3 separate regions of the Homo sapiens genome follow, and regions 2 and 3 are each linked to region 1. A link is a loop called in an ENCODE intact Hi-C map of the cell type or tissue named here. Cell type or tissue: HCT116. All regions are shown on one strand. Each heading gives the region's core, and the rest is flanking DNA. Links, peaks and the distances in the headings are about the cores only.

Evidence for each region. Peaks named below come from ENCODE experiments on the same cell type or tissue, not always from the same donor. Only the 100,000 strongest peaks of a DNase experiment are listed, where the experiment ranks them.
Region 2: it touches region 1 in a loop (6-fold over the local background); 7 of 110 quality-filtered maps call a loop at or near these places.
Region 3: it touches region 1 in a loop (8-fold over the local background); 32 of 110 quality-filtered maps call a loop at or near these places.

What each region holds. Positions count from the first base shown.
Region 1 is chr2:234,286,720-234,290,442 of GRCh38, forward strand. It overlaps LOC105373933 (a long non-coding RNA gene), which reads right to left. Exons shown (of 4, transcript XR_007088124.1): 3 at 294-435. Among named protein-coding and RNA genes, the nearest start is that of LINC01891, 170 kb to the right of the region's middle. In HCT116, for the core only: a CTCF peak has its summit at 2,388 (motif pointing right); DNase peaks (open chromatin) are centred at 2,412 and 3,232; H3K27ac peaks cover 418 bases.
Region 2 is chr2:234,404,005-234,408,739 of GRCh38, forward strand. No RefSeq gene overlaps it. Among named protein-coding and RNA genes, the nearest start is that of LINC01891, 48 kb to the right of the region's middle. In HCT116, for the core only: CTCF peaks have their summits at 2,285 (motif pointing left) and 2,484; a DNase peak (open chromatin) is centred at 2,296.
Region 3 is chr2:234,133,307-234,138,041 of GRCh38, forward strand. No RefSeq gene overlaps it. Among named protein-coding and RNA genes, the nearest start is that of SPP2, 85 kb to the left of the region's middle. In HCT116, for the core only: a CTCF peak has its summit at 2,523 (motif pointing right); a DNase peak (open chromatin) is centred at 2,545; H3K27ac peaks cover 392 bases.

The DNA of each region.
Region 1 (3,723 bases), core at 1,093-3,592:
AACTTCATATAAGAGGAAAAGACAAATGAAACATTTTAAAAGACCTTTAACAAACCACTTTTACATGCCAATACCAGTAGATAGTATGCAAAATAACACTAATAGAAGAAACATACAGTTGGTTGATTAAAGCAGTAGAGAAATGCTTCATCCCCACTCTCCAAACAGCCTTATTGGTAAATTTTTCCAAACCTACCACCTCTTTGCAGCCCATTCCTTAGCTGTCCCCTAAGAGAAGTAGATAATTCTGGCCAGTCCATTTCAGAAAAGTAAACTCTGGGATCTCAGCTCACCTGTCCCCTTTTCTGTTTTGGGAACCACATGCCTGCAGGAGCGATCCACCTCTGCTCCTTTATGCTGAGTCTCCCAGGCAGTTCCCACACCAAGGAAGGCCGAGCCAGCTCTCTGTCCAGCTGTCAGTCCAGCGAAGTCAGCCTGGGATGGAGAGAGGGGGTGTTGCTGAATTCATAACTCATCTAGCAGGCCCAGCTGGCAACCACAGGAGGCTGCAGCCTCTGCCTTTGTTTTATCAAGACTTGAGGTAGTATTTTAGCCCCTTCTGTCCCTCTTCGGCCTTATTTCTGAAATTGCTGGTTCTGTGGGTAGGGAAAGTAACTGCTGTTCATTGGGTTCCTTTAGAGACTTCAGCCACATCTGCAGAAGATACTCAACTGGACTGACAATTAAATAAGGGCACATTAAAACAAAAGTAAGGCCCAGGTGCAGGGGCTGACGCCTGTAATACTAGCACTTTGGGAGGCTGAGGTGGTTGGATCTTCTGAGGTCAGGAGTTCCAGACCAGCCTGGCCAACATGGCAAAAGCCCATCTCTACTAAAAATAATTTTTTAAAAAATTAGCCAGGTATGGTGGTGCATGCTTGTAATCCCAGCTACTCAGGAGGCTGAGGCAAGAGAATCACTTGAATCCAGGACATGGAGGTTGCAGTGAGCAGAGATCGTGCCACTGCACTCCAGCCTGGGCAACAAGAGCAAGATTCTGTCTCAAAGAAAAAAAAGTGAGAGGGTGTTCCCACCTTCCCTGCTGTTCAGGGCAGAACAGGAACAATGGGTACGTTCACACCTGTCCATGGGGAAACCGCTGCTGCTCATCTGGGAGGCAGTGGGGCCATGACCATAGTGAGCTTTAAAACTGTTTGGATCCTTTGACCTCTTGATTTTGCTTCCAGGACTCCACCCCAGCAATCAAGATTCACAAACCACCTTTTCCTTATAGCATGGTTCATAATAGTAAGATTAAAGACAATAGAAATGGCCAATAAAAGAAGAATGACTATATAAATTATGGGCCAGCCACAGAATGAAATGTGATGAGGCTATGCAAAAGAGGGCTTATAGAACATTTCATAACGCTTCCGTAGGTAATGCTATTCAACAACATCGAATATAGCATGATTAGTGAAGTACATATCCAATGGTGCACTTATGATTTGAAAGGAGATGCATGCAAACGCTAATGGGATTTATATCATTTATATCTTGAGAGCTGGATTGAGAGTGATTTTTATTTTGCTTCTGTATTTTTTTTAACATTTTCCACATTACCTGCAAAGAGAACATCCTACTTTGTTTGTTGTCTTTTTTTTTTTTTTTTTTTTTTTTTGAGATGGAGTCTCACTCTGTCACCCAGGCTGGAGTGCAATGGCATCATCTTGGCTCACTGCAACCTCTGCCTCCTGGCTTCAAGTGATTCTCCTGCCTCAGCCTCCTGAGTAGCTGGGATTATAGGCGCCTGCCACCAAGACTGGCTAATTTTTGTATTTTTAGTAGAGACCGGGTTTCGCCATGTTGGCCAGACTGGTCTTGAACTCTTGACCTCAGGTGATCCACCTGCCTTGGCCTCCCAAAGTGCTGGGATTACAGGCGTGAGCCACTGCGCCCAGCCCATGCTGCTTTTTAAGAAAGAAAAATCATAAAACACTTTACAATTAACACCATGTGAAATAAGGCCTGTAGAAACACAGAAGATAGAGTTGTGGGCCTAGGCTTATTCCTTGGCCTGCCGGGCGGGGAAGGACATCTGAACACTAAAAGGTTCACCTATAAGAAAGAGGAAAAGTGTCCCAGCAGGAGAAACGGCCTGTGGGGAACACATAGAGATGCGGTGTGAGAGGCAGCTGCCTGGGAGAATTGTTCTCCCATCCCTGTTGCGGCAAAATGTTGCTTACAGGCTCAGACACGTGATGCTCTCTCCACGGTCAGGATCTACCTACTAGAAGCTCCTGTTTCACCTGTGCCCTAATTACAGCCACCCCCGCGCCCTTCTCCACCATCACCTGAGTCAAGTGCCTACACCTCTCTGTTCCCTACGTTAGGGCCCACGACCAGCTGAGCCTAACATCAAAAGTTCCCTCTGTGACCAGAAGAGGGCGCGGTGGTGCAGGATGGGCGTCCCAGGAAGGCCAGGACTTAGGTTCAAATTCCCGTTTTGTCCATTCCTGTAACCTGTGAAGTTCACGTGGGTAACATGCGTGTGACAACACCTCATCACGGGGTTCTTGCGAAATCAAATACAACAGTGACATACAAATGGCTTGCAAGCTGAACTCCTGTGACTCTGAGGGATTACCAACTTCTGTCAATACTTTATTCAGTGTTGAACCCCCAGGTGATGCGTGGCTCACTTTACCTGAACCTTCACCTCCCAGAGAGGTCTTGGCATCTGCCTGCTTGTAGGGACTGTGGCCCCTGTCCATGCCCTGCTCCTGCCCTTTGAGTTCCAGGGTCTGTCTGCTGTAAAAGCCTGCTGGACTCTGCTCCTGACTCAGTTTGACCAGCTGGCTGGGCTCTGGTGTGGCCCACAGCCTAGGAGGAAGGATGTTGTGTCCCGGCCAGGTGCTCATGGGCTCAGTGAGCAGCACTTTGAACTCTAGGCGCAGTAACAAGGGCCTCCCTCATGACCCCTCATGACCAAATGAACCCTCGACTCTGGGGAGTGGTCCTCATCTTGCCACTCTATGCCTTTATACCCAGACCCAAATTTCCTCCAGGGCAGTGGTCTGTTCTTACCTGCCTTTCCAAATGCCAGTCTTCCACCCTAAATTCCAGTGTCCATGGATGGGGACCCATCACTGCTGTCCAGGTTCCGAGTCACCCTCCTGCCTCCATTTTCACCACATACCCAGCCCAGCCCAAGAGATGGGACCTCTCTGATGGGAGCTCTCAGGCCTTTGCTTTGACTCTGACTCAGAGCCTCCCCGGACAGTGGTGCAGTGTGTGCACTGCTCACCCCCAGGCAGTGTTGCTCATACTTCAGTCTATAAAAAGCAAGGCAAGGCCTGAACAGCTGCAAACAGCAGCCCTGCTAGGGCATAGCTTTCCAGCTGTGATCCAGGCATGTGGCCCTGGCTGCTTCATGAAAGGCCCTGGATCTGAGCCCTGGCCTGGCCTCTTCCAGATGTAAGATGGGGAAGAGCTCAGAATCTCTCTGAACCTCCATTTCCTTAACTGTAAAGTGAGGGGCTGGATTGCTTGATTTCTAAGCTCAATTATCTAGACATGCCAAAATGTACTATCTACCTGATTCTAGAATCTCTCAAACCTGCCCTAATCTGCCTGTACCAATGGGCTCTGGAGAATGTCCTGATGTCACCAGATTCATGCCTGAGATGAAAGCCTTAGGATTCAAGAGCCCAGCTCTGTCCTTCTCCAATGCAGCCTCAAACCTCCTGCTGTTCCTGGCCCCGTGCTAGCATCCCCTTCCCA
Region 2 (4,735 bases), core at 1,001-3,500, 120 kb after region 1:
GCTCCCATGGCTTTTACTGATTCTTATGTTAAAAGACATGTTCAGTTCAACAAATACCAGTCCTCACCATGGTGTTAATCATGGTAATACCTGACCATGATTAGCACCATTGCACTCCAGCCTGGGCAACAAGAGTGTACAATCAATATGCGCTGGGTAGTACAATCAATTCAGTTGCTCCAGGAAAAATAAAGCCCCACTTTTAAGGTGAAATTAAGTATAATGTTAGGCTTTTTTAAAGCTCTTAAAAACTCTAAATTCCATGTAACATCTCCACAAAAGCCTATTGCTTATTGACTTTTCTTTTTTTTTTTTTTGACATGAAGTCTCACTCTTGTCCCCCAGGCTGGAGTGCAATGGCATGATCTCAGCTCACTGCAACCTCTGCCTCCCAGGTTCAAGCAATTCTTCTTAGCTTCCTGAGTAGCTGGGATTACAGGTGCCTGCCACCATGCCCAGCTAATTTTTGTATTTTTAGTAGAGACGGGGTTTCACCATGTTGGCCAGGCTGGTCTTGAACTCCTGACCTCAGGTGATCTGCCCTCCTTGGCCTCCCAAAGTGCTGGGATTACAGGCGTGAGCCACCGTGCCCGGCCGCCTATTGACTTTTCATTGCATTCTACATTTGGACAGGTTTTATATTGAGTTTCACGGAGGTATGATTATAAAACTGCATCATTACTAGTGATGTCACTGCATTGCTTACTACCTTTCTCATTAAAATGATCTATTATTTGAGATTATATTAGACGAGCCTGTGTGGACCTACACTTCTATGGAAAAGGGGCTTTCTCATTTCCAGATAAATCGATTAACAAATGAACCTTCTGAAAACTTGCTTGTGTAAGGAATTCAAATTAAATTTATTCTGTGAATACCTGTCAATATTTCTAATCAACTGGCTGGCTTGAGGTGATTTCTTATAAGAAAAATAACCAGGGATCATCTTCATAATCACTATGGTAGATTGCAAGAGATGGCATCCGGATGGGGTCTTTGCTATCAGCCTGCGGATGCCCTTCAGCAGCACCTGTCCCATCGCAAGACTTCCGTGAGGCTCCAGGGCTCAGCTCCAAGGAGGGCGGGATCCTTCCTGATACTCAGGCTGAACAGCAATGGAGGCAAAGAAAAATTAAGAGCTTGACCGGAAATAGGGGAATCCCTACACAAAAGAAGGAAGTTTGAACACAATAAGAAATGAAATGAGTTCCACGGAAAGGAAACAGGAGCTCTGCTGTGTTGATATAGAGCCTAGAGAGAGAAAAAAAAAACTGCTCTGGATTTTCCCCCAACAGTAGGAGAAATCTGTGCAACCTCCAGCCAGCTGCAGGTGAGGCTAGTGCCTGTCGTCAGGCTGGGGAATGACCTGAAAGCATGGTCAGTCAGTTCAACGTGAAGCTGATATGCCAGAAGAGCGAGCACCTGGCAGGCCTGAACTTACAGCTCTAAGGTCCAGCTCCACCAAGGACACCTCCGTAAATGGAATGTATGACTCTCATCACAGCCAGACTGACAGTACTTGGAGCCAGACTGACAGTTGTCAGTTGTCAGTCCTGGCTTGACCACTCCCTAGCTCTGTTACCCGGACAAGGTGCTTTCCTTCAAAGCACTAGTTTCCTCTTTCATAGGGTGGGATACTAGAAGTGCCTACTTCATATAGAGTGTACAAAGGATGAATCACAAATGAATATAGCACTTAGTGCTGGGTAAATGTCAGCATGGTTATGATGAGGACTGCTGGTAATACACTCATTCCATTCAGTAATTAGCAGAGGGGCTGGGGCAGAAGGAAGAATAAATAAGGCATAACTCAAAGACCTTACAGTCTGGCCAAAACAAGAGTCCCCTTCCTATGATGAGTGATGGGGGGTGTGCACTCCTAGAGAGGCACCTAGAAGGAAGAGAGTAAACATTTCCATAAGGTGGGGTCACTCAACCTGGCAAATGAATTCAGAGTTTTTTCAGGTGGAGACGATAAGAGAAGCAGTGTATATGAACACTTAACTTATGACAAAGATGGCGTTCTAGAGCACTGGGAAAATGGTCATCTTTACAGTAAATTATTCCAAAACAATTGGATATTCATATAAGACAATATATTAAGCTAGGACATGATCGAAAACACAAACTTGGGCTATCTGAATCAAAGAGAAGGTGTGGTCACTCTACCTGCAACCACCTACCTATAATTTCCCTCTTAGGCATATACCCCACAGAAATGCTTGCACAGATGTTACAAGAGATGGACACAGGCATGCATGTAGCAGCATTATTCATGACCGCCACCAGCTGGCAACAACACAAATGTCCACCAACTCCACGATGGATGAATACATCGCAGCGTATCCCTACAATGGAAGACAGCACGCGCAGTCTTTATTGCCAAAGCTCTATGAGAAGTCTTTCTATCCAGTAACATGAAGTCCTCCAATGTTGTTCTTCAAGTTTGTTTTGTTATTCTTGGCACGTCCATTTTCGCAGTAATTTTAGAATCATTTTGTGAATTTCCCAAAAACTTAAGTGAAAGAACACACACAAAAAGATCATTCTGTGTATCTTCATTTATATAAATGGCCCCTCAAATAGGAAGAACTAGACTAATAATGTTTAGAGATACAAGTTCACAGAAATAACCACAAAGAAAGGTGAGGATGCTGTTGCCTTGAACGTGGGATCTAGAAGGGAGGGGAAGCAGTGACTGATGCTGGCTGCTGGCTGTGACTTTTCTCCTGACATGAAGAGAGGTTGCAAGTATTCGCTCTGCGATAGTTCACTAAGCTGTACATTTGGTTTCATGGGGTTTTTTTTTTCCTCTAAATGTGCTTTATTTGACAATAATGTTTTTAATCTGTGGATATAAAATTTAAAAGTTTTGTCCTAAAAGAGACATCATAAAGTGATAAGATGACATGTAAGACAGGGAAGATATTTGTAAAACATAAAACTGATAAATGATTATTGTGCAGAATAAATAATGAATGCCTATAAATCGATTAGCAATATACAGTCAGGGTCAAGGATGAACCACATATATGATGATAATCCCATAGGATTATAATGGAGCTGGAAAATTCCTATCACCTAGCAGTGACGCCATAGCCATCTTCACGTGGCATAAGACATCGTGGTGGTGCTGGTGTAAGCAACCTACCATGCTGCCTGTTGTATAAAAGAGTAGCACATACAATTACGTACAGTACATGGTACTGGCTTATATATTTATAACACCCTGCTTTTAATCATTATTTCAGAATGCACTCCTTCTACACACACACACACACACACATATGTGTATATATACATATATATATATATATACATATATATATATATACATATATATATATATATATATATATATATATATATATATATATATATTTAAAGTTAATTGTAAAACAGCCTCAGGCAGCTCCCTCAGGAGGTATTCCAGAAGAAGGCACTGTCATCATAGGAGATGACAGCTCTATGCATGTAATTGCCCCTGAAAACCTTCCAGTGGGACAGTTATGTGGAGGTGGAAGACAGTGATATAGATGATTCTGACCCTGTGTAGGCCTAGGCTAATGTGTGTGTTTATGTCTTAGTTTTTAATAAAAAAGTTTAAAAAGTTAAAAAAATTGAAAATTTTAAAATAGAAAAAAGCATATAGAATGAGAATATAAAGACAAAAATATTTGGTACAGCTGTACAATGTGTTTGTGTTCTAAGTTAAGTATTATTACAAGAGTCAACTTTTTAAAAATTAAAATGTTTATAAAGTAAAAAAGTTAAAGTAAGATAAATTTATTATTGAAAAAAGGTGTTTTTGTTTGTTTGTTTTTGTTTTTTCGAGACAGAGTCTCATTCTGTTGCCCAGGCTGGAGTGCAGTGGTGCAATCTCTGCTCACTACAACCTCTGCCTCTCGGGTTCAAGCAATTCTCATGCCTCAGCCACCCGAGTAGCTGGGATTACAGGCATGCGCCACCACACTCAGCTAATTTTTTTTTTTAATTTTTTCTATTTTTAGTAGAGATGGGGATTCACCATGTTGGCTAGGCTGGTCTCGAACTCCTGGCCTCAAGTGATCTGCCCGCCTCGGTCTTCCAAAGTGCTGGGATTACAGGTGTGAGCCACTGCACCCAGCCAGGAAAATGTTTTTATAAATGTAGTATAGTCTCAGTCTCAGTGTCCAATGTTTATAAACTCTTCACAGTACAGTACTGTCCTAGGCCTTCACACTCACCCACCAGTCACTCATTCACCCACTCAGAGCAACTTCCAGTCGCTCAGGCTCCATTCATGGTAAGTACCGTATCTTTTTTTTTTTTTTTTTTTTTTTTGAGACAGAGTCTTGCTCTGTCAACAGGCTGGAGTACAGTGGCATGATCTCAGCTTACTGCAAGCTCCACCTCCCAGGTTCAAGCTATTCTCCTGCCTCAGCCTCCTGAGTAGCTGGGACTACAGGGGCTCGCCACCATGCCCAGCTAATTTTTGTATTTTTATGGGGTTTCACCATGTTGGTCGGGACGGTCTCGATCTCTTGACTTCGTGATCTGCCCACCTCAGCCTCCCAAAGTGCTGGGATTACTGGTGTGAGCCACCGCACCCAGCCACCATTTTTATCTTTTATACCCTATTTCTACTGTACCTTTTCTACATACTAACCATTGCATTATAATTGCTTACAGTATTCAGTACACTAGTACAGTCACATTCTGTGCAGGTTTGAAGCCTAGGAATAATAGGCTATCC
Region 3 (4,735 bases), core at 1,001-3,500, 150 kb before region 1:
TTTAGTGTCTGATGCACTCTCCCTGAAGAGTGGCTGAATTACAAGCTCTCCAAATCCAACTGATCCCTCACATGACTCGTTGGGGACCACAAGGAGGACAGTGGGGCTGGGAGGCTCATTGGGAGTGTTCACTTCTTTCTTTTGCTCCACTATGATAGGAGATTCTGCAACTTTTTTGCAGTTACATCTATTGTTAAAGAAAAAATTATTCAATGACACTTGTGAAAGCACATAAGGAGCCCTCAAGATAGGCATTGGGACCACGGCAATGGGGTTTTGCAGATGGGGAGAGATTAGGTTCAACTCTGAACATGACATATGCAAGTGGGAATTTACAGCCAAGGAGCACGGTGGGGGCAGTGGATGGAAACCACTAAGGGAAATCCTCAGGGTTAAAAGGGATTCTGGCTAAACCAACCTACCAGGATTCTAGCTGAAAACAGGCCAGGGTGATCAGACAGCACCCGGGGGGGTGGAGGATGAGAAACCTGATTAGATATCAAGGGCGATCAGGTATTGAAGGTGTAGCATTTTTGCCAACTGATTTAGTGGGTTCTCTGCTCAAACTGGGTTTTACAAGAAAGTGCTCAGATGGGCCTAGAGGTTTTAGAAGGCTGACTAGTGTTCAGTCAAGCAGAGAGTCTTTGCCACTATCGGCTTGAAAATGGTGAGACCCAAAACACAGAAACATGGCACACGTGGTGGGAGTTATGAGCTCAGAAGGCCAAAGGGAATCCTTCTGGGTGCCCCCAGGAGTCTAGACCCAGAGGACTAGAGTCTGCACCAAGAAAGCCTTTTGCTTGTGTTGCCTTTAGAGAAGAGGAGACCAGCTGGGCAGCACCGCCCCTCCTGGGTTACGTGCAGCTGAGACACTTGTATCCCGGCAGTGAGCCCCGGCCATCTTGATGGCCGATTCCTTGTTCCAGACCGGGGCCTGTTCTCTTGGGATTGTTCTTGCAGGACCCAATATGCACAGTGAAGGAAAAAGTAAGTGTGGAGGAGTGACTGCAAAACCCGCCAGGTCTGATGGGGAGCATGACCCAGAAGCTGAGCCTCAAGGCTCCCAGCACTGTTGTTTCCGGAGTTCCTCTGATGTCCCTGAGCTCCTGGCTCCCCATCTGAAAATGAGGGCGAACATTCCCCTTTCTGCCTCACAGTGTGAAGGTCAGTCACATGGTGTGTGAAAAACCCTTGTCACCTGTAAAGGGGCTCTCAGTGGAAGTGACCTGTGCATTCCTGCAGCCAGAATCAAGCCCGGCACTCCTCAAACCTGCCAGATGATAAGAACCCCTTGGACAGATGCTCACATGACCAGCCTCATCCTTGGAAATGCTCATCAGTGGTTGTGGGTTGAGGCATGGGAATCAGTGCTGAGTAAGTTCCCTAGGGTAATTCTTCTCCTCGGTGGCTGGGGAAACATGGACTATCTGATCGGGTGGTTCTCAGGCTTGTCTGCGATGACCTGGGGGAAGATAACAAAGAGAAAGACTCCATTTTTTATGTTTGACCACTGATGGCTTTCAATCCGTTATCTTTCCCTCCCGCTGGAACCACATCCAGGCAAGTTGATGAGAACATTGATGCCTTCTCCCTGGGTGCCTGAGTGCCCGTGGGGAGTTCAAATCCTGGCCTCTGTGCAGGAACCCTCAACCTGGCTGGCTCACTTTTAACCACAGTAAGAACCAATGCTACTGCCATTGCACCTACTTTATTTTCTCAAGCCCCCTGGACTGTATGGAGCCCAACTTGATCTCCCAAGAAAGTCACATTATGTGACCCTTTTCACAACCTAACAATGGAAGGGACCAGTCTGGGCAGCCTAACCAATTTTGGATGGCGGTTAATCCCACCCTCCATGGGGCACCTGCATGACAGGGGGCTTCAAAGGTCAATGCCTGGCCTGCAGAGTCAGATGTGAGCATCTGGGAGGCAGCCTGGCCATCAGTTTAAAGGTTCCTGGGTGATCCCTGGTGATTGCTGGGTGCAGTGGGGACTGAGGACGTGGGTCTCATTCTCCTCACGTCCCATCCAGTTGACTGTAGCTTTCTCTTAGCTGGCCTTGCCTCAGCCTGGTGAGAGCAAAGTCTGTGCATTTTTTGTTACCTTTCTATTCCCGGATCTTAGCTGAAATGCAGGCGCTGCTTAATTGACAGAAAGAAATGAAAAGGAATTGAATGCTTAGAAACAGTGATCGCATATCAGCCAAGTATACAACAAGAGTCAGGCCTCCCCCACTTTGACACTTTCTCCTCTCTATTGCTATTCATTTTGGGGACCTTTGGGGTAAAACTGCATGTTAAAATGTAAGGAATAAGACTCCAGCTGAGGAATAGGATTTTCACACCTAGAGTTTTTAAAAAATGCAACAGAGTCCGGTATCAAACTCTAAACAGAAACTGGATCGGGGATTCTTTAGAAGGGATTCCTAAAATGGGTGGCCCCAAGCCTAAACGACTTCAGTGGAATCTTCCAGTCTTGCATTCACCGTTACCAGCTGTTTGTAATGGGAGAGATTCAGTGACTCTTATCGGGCACTAGATGGCGATCAGGCATCAATAAGGCCCAACAACCGCCTCGGACCTGGGACCTGGGATTGGCTCCTCCAACCCTGGCCGCCACCCTGGGAAGTGGCCATTGTCATCTTGATTGTCTGTGGGAGACCAGTGAGGCTGGCGGTGGGGATTAGAACTTCACCCAAGGATCACACCCTCCTTCAACCCTTCCTGTGCAGCAGGTTTTACATTCATGTGCAGTGACCGCAGCCGAGGATGTGGGGCACAGCCCGTGAGAGAGACCAGGAGGTCAGCAGTGGTGGGAGTGTTGTGTGCAGTGCAGCCAGGGACCACGGAACGGGTCTCTGTGGCCGCTGGACCCTGCCCCACGGGCCTCAGGGAGGAAGAGCTCTTGAAGGCCGAGAAGGGGCTGTGCTCTAAGCCTGCTGCCCAGGCCTACCCTGCAGCCCCCAGGATGGTTTTCAGGATGCCTCTAATAACACCCATGTCACTCTTACCACTGGCCAAGCACCATTTTGAGCACTTTCCACAGATCAATGTATTTAATCCTCACACAAGCACAATGGGCTGGGTACTACCATCATTGTCATTCTATAGATGAGGAAACTGAGGCACAAGGAAATTACAAAGTTTGTTCAAAGTCATTTGTAGACCAAAAAAGAAAAGAAAGAAAAATTCTGAGCCCTTCAACCATCTAAATGGACCCCTCCTCTCTGCAAGGACATTCCAAAGCTAACCTGAAAAACTAGTTCAGGCCATGATGGGAGGCAGGGGTCAGAGGTCAGACATGCCTCATTATGCCCTCCTCCCTTTTGGAATTACTGATAGAACATTTACAGTGTATTCTCTCTGAAGCCTGCCACCTGGAGGTTTCACATGCATGATTAAATCTTGGTCTTCACAACCCTTTATCTTAACCCAGACATTCCTAAGTCCTCTGACAATAACTTAACTCTTTCAACCAATTGCCAGTCAGAAAATCTTTGAATCTGCTGATGATCTGGAATCCTCCTCCACTCCAAGCCCTGCAGCTTCCAGTTGACCCACCTTTCCGGACAGAACCAATGTTCATCTTACATGAATTTGATTGATGCCTATGTCTACCTAAAATGTATAAAACTAAACTGTCCCTGATCACGTTGGGCACATGTTCTCAGGATCTCCTGAGGGCTGTGTCATGGGCCATTGGTCACTCATATTTGGCTCAGAATAAATCTCTTCAAAGATTTTACAGAACTTGACTCTTTTCATCAACACATTCAACAAGTAGGTGACAGAGATGGGATTATGCTATTTTTTGAGACAGTTTCACTCTGCCACCTAGGCCGGAGTGCAGTGGCGCAATCTCGGCTCACTGCAACCCCACCTCCAGGGTTCAAACAATTCTCCTGTCTCAGCCTCCCAAGTAGCTGGGATTACAGGTGCACGCCACAAAGCCCGGCTAATTTTTGTTTTTTTTAGTAGAGATGGATTTTCCCCATGTTGGCCAGGCTGGTCTTGAACTCCTGATCTCAGGTGATCCGCCTGCCTCAGCCTCCCAAAGTGCTGAGATTACAGGCGTGAGCCACCGTGCCCAGCTGAAAAATGTTTTAGATAAATTTTGTTCAATTGAAAAAAAAAAAAACAAAAAAAACAACTTATTACCTCTTCAGACCTCCTTGAGATGAAGCAACTGACTCCCTCTCACAGGAAATTTCTATGACAGTCAACAAAAGCTGTCAAATTGCCTGCCTTTGTTCTTTGAGAAATTAGAACAGCCTCCAATGCCTGCAGGTTACATTTCCAACCAGTGACTCATTTCATTGAGATGGGTTCTTTTTCCTGCAACGATAGCAAGTTTGTTATACTAGTTGGGTCTTGGTGAGAACACTGACTAGGAACCAAAAAGAATTCCACAGCCCAGGACAATTAGGTCAAGCCATGAAAGCCCTTTAATTCTGGTAAAACCCCCTCAAAGGGGCATGTGAACGTAAGTCTTCACAGCCCTCTGGCGCCAGCACAATGGCAAAATCACTCCACCCAGAAGCACTTGGCCCCCAGCTGGGACGTTCTGGGTTCAGCCTGGCTCCTTGTCCCAAAGGTCCCTGGTTGGCACAGTGGGGCTCTGCACCATCTATCTGGTCCTCTCCAGGGATGGCAGGCATGAGGCGGCATGGGCAGCCTCCTGTGCCGGGAGACTCTGGCTTGCAAGTAGAAATTAAATTCATGTCTTTTGCTGTTGG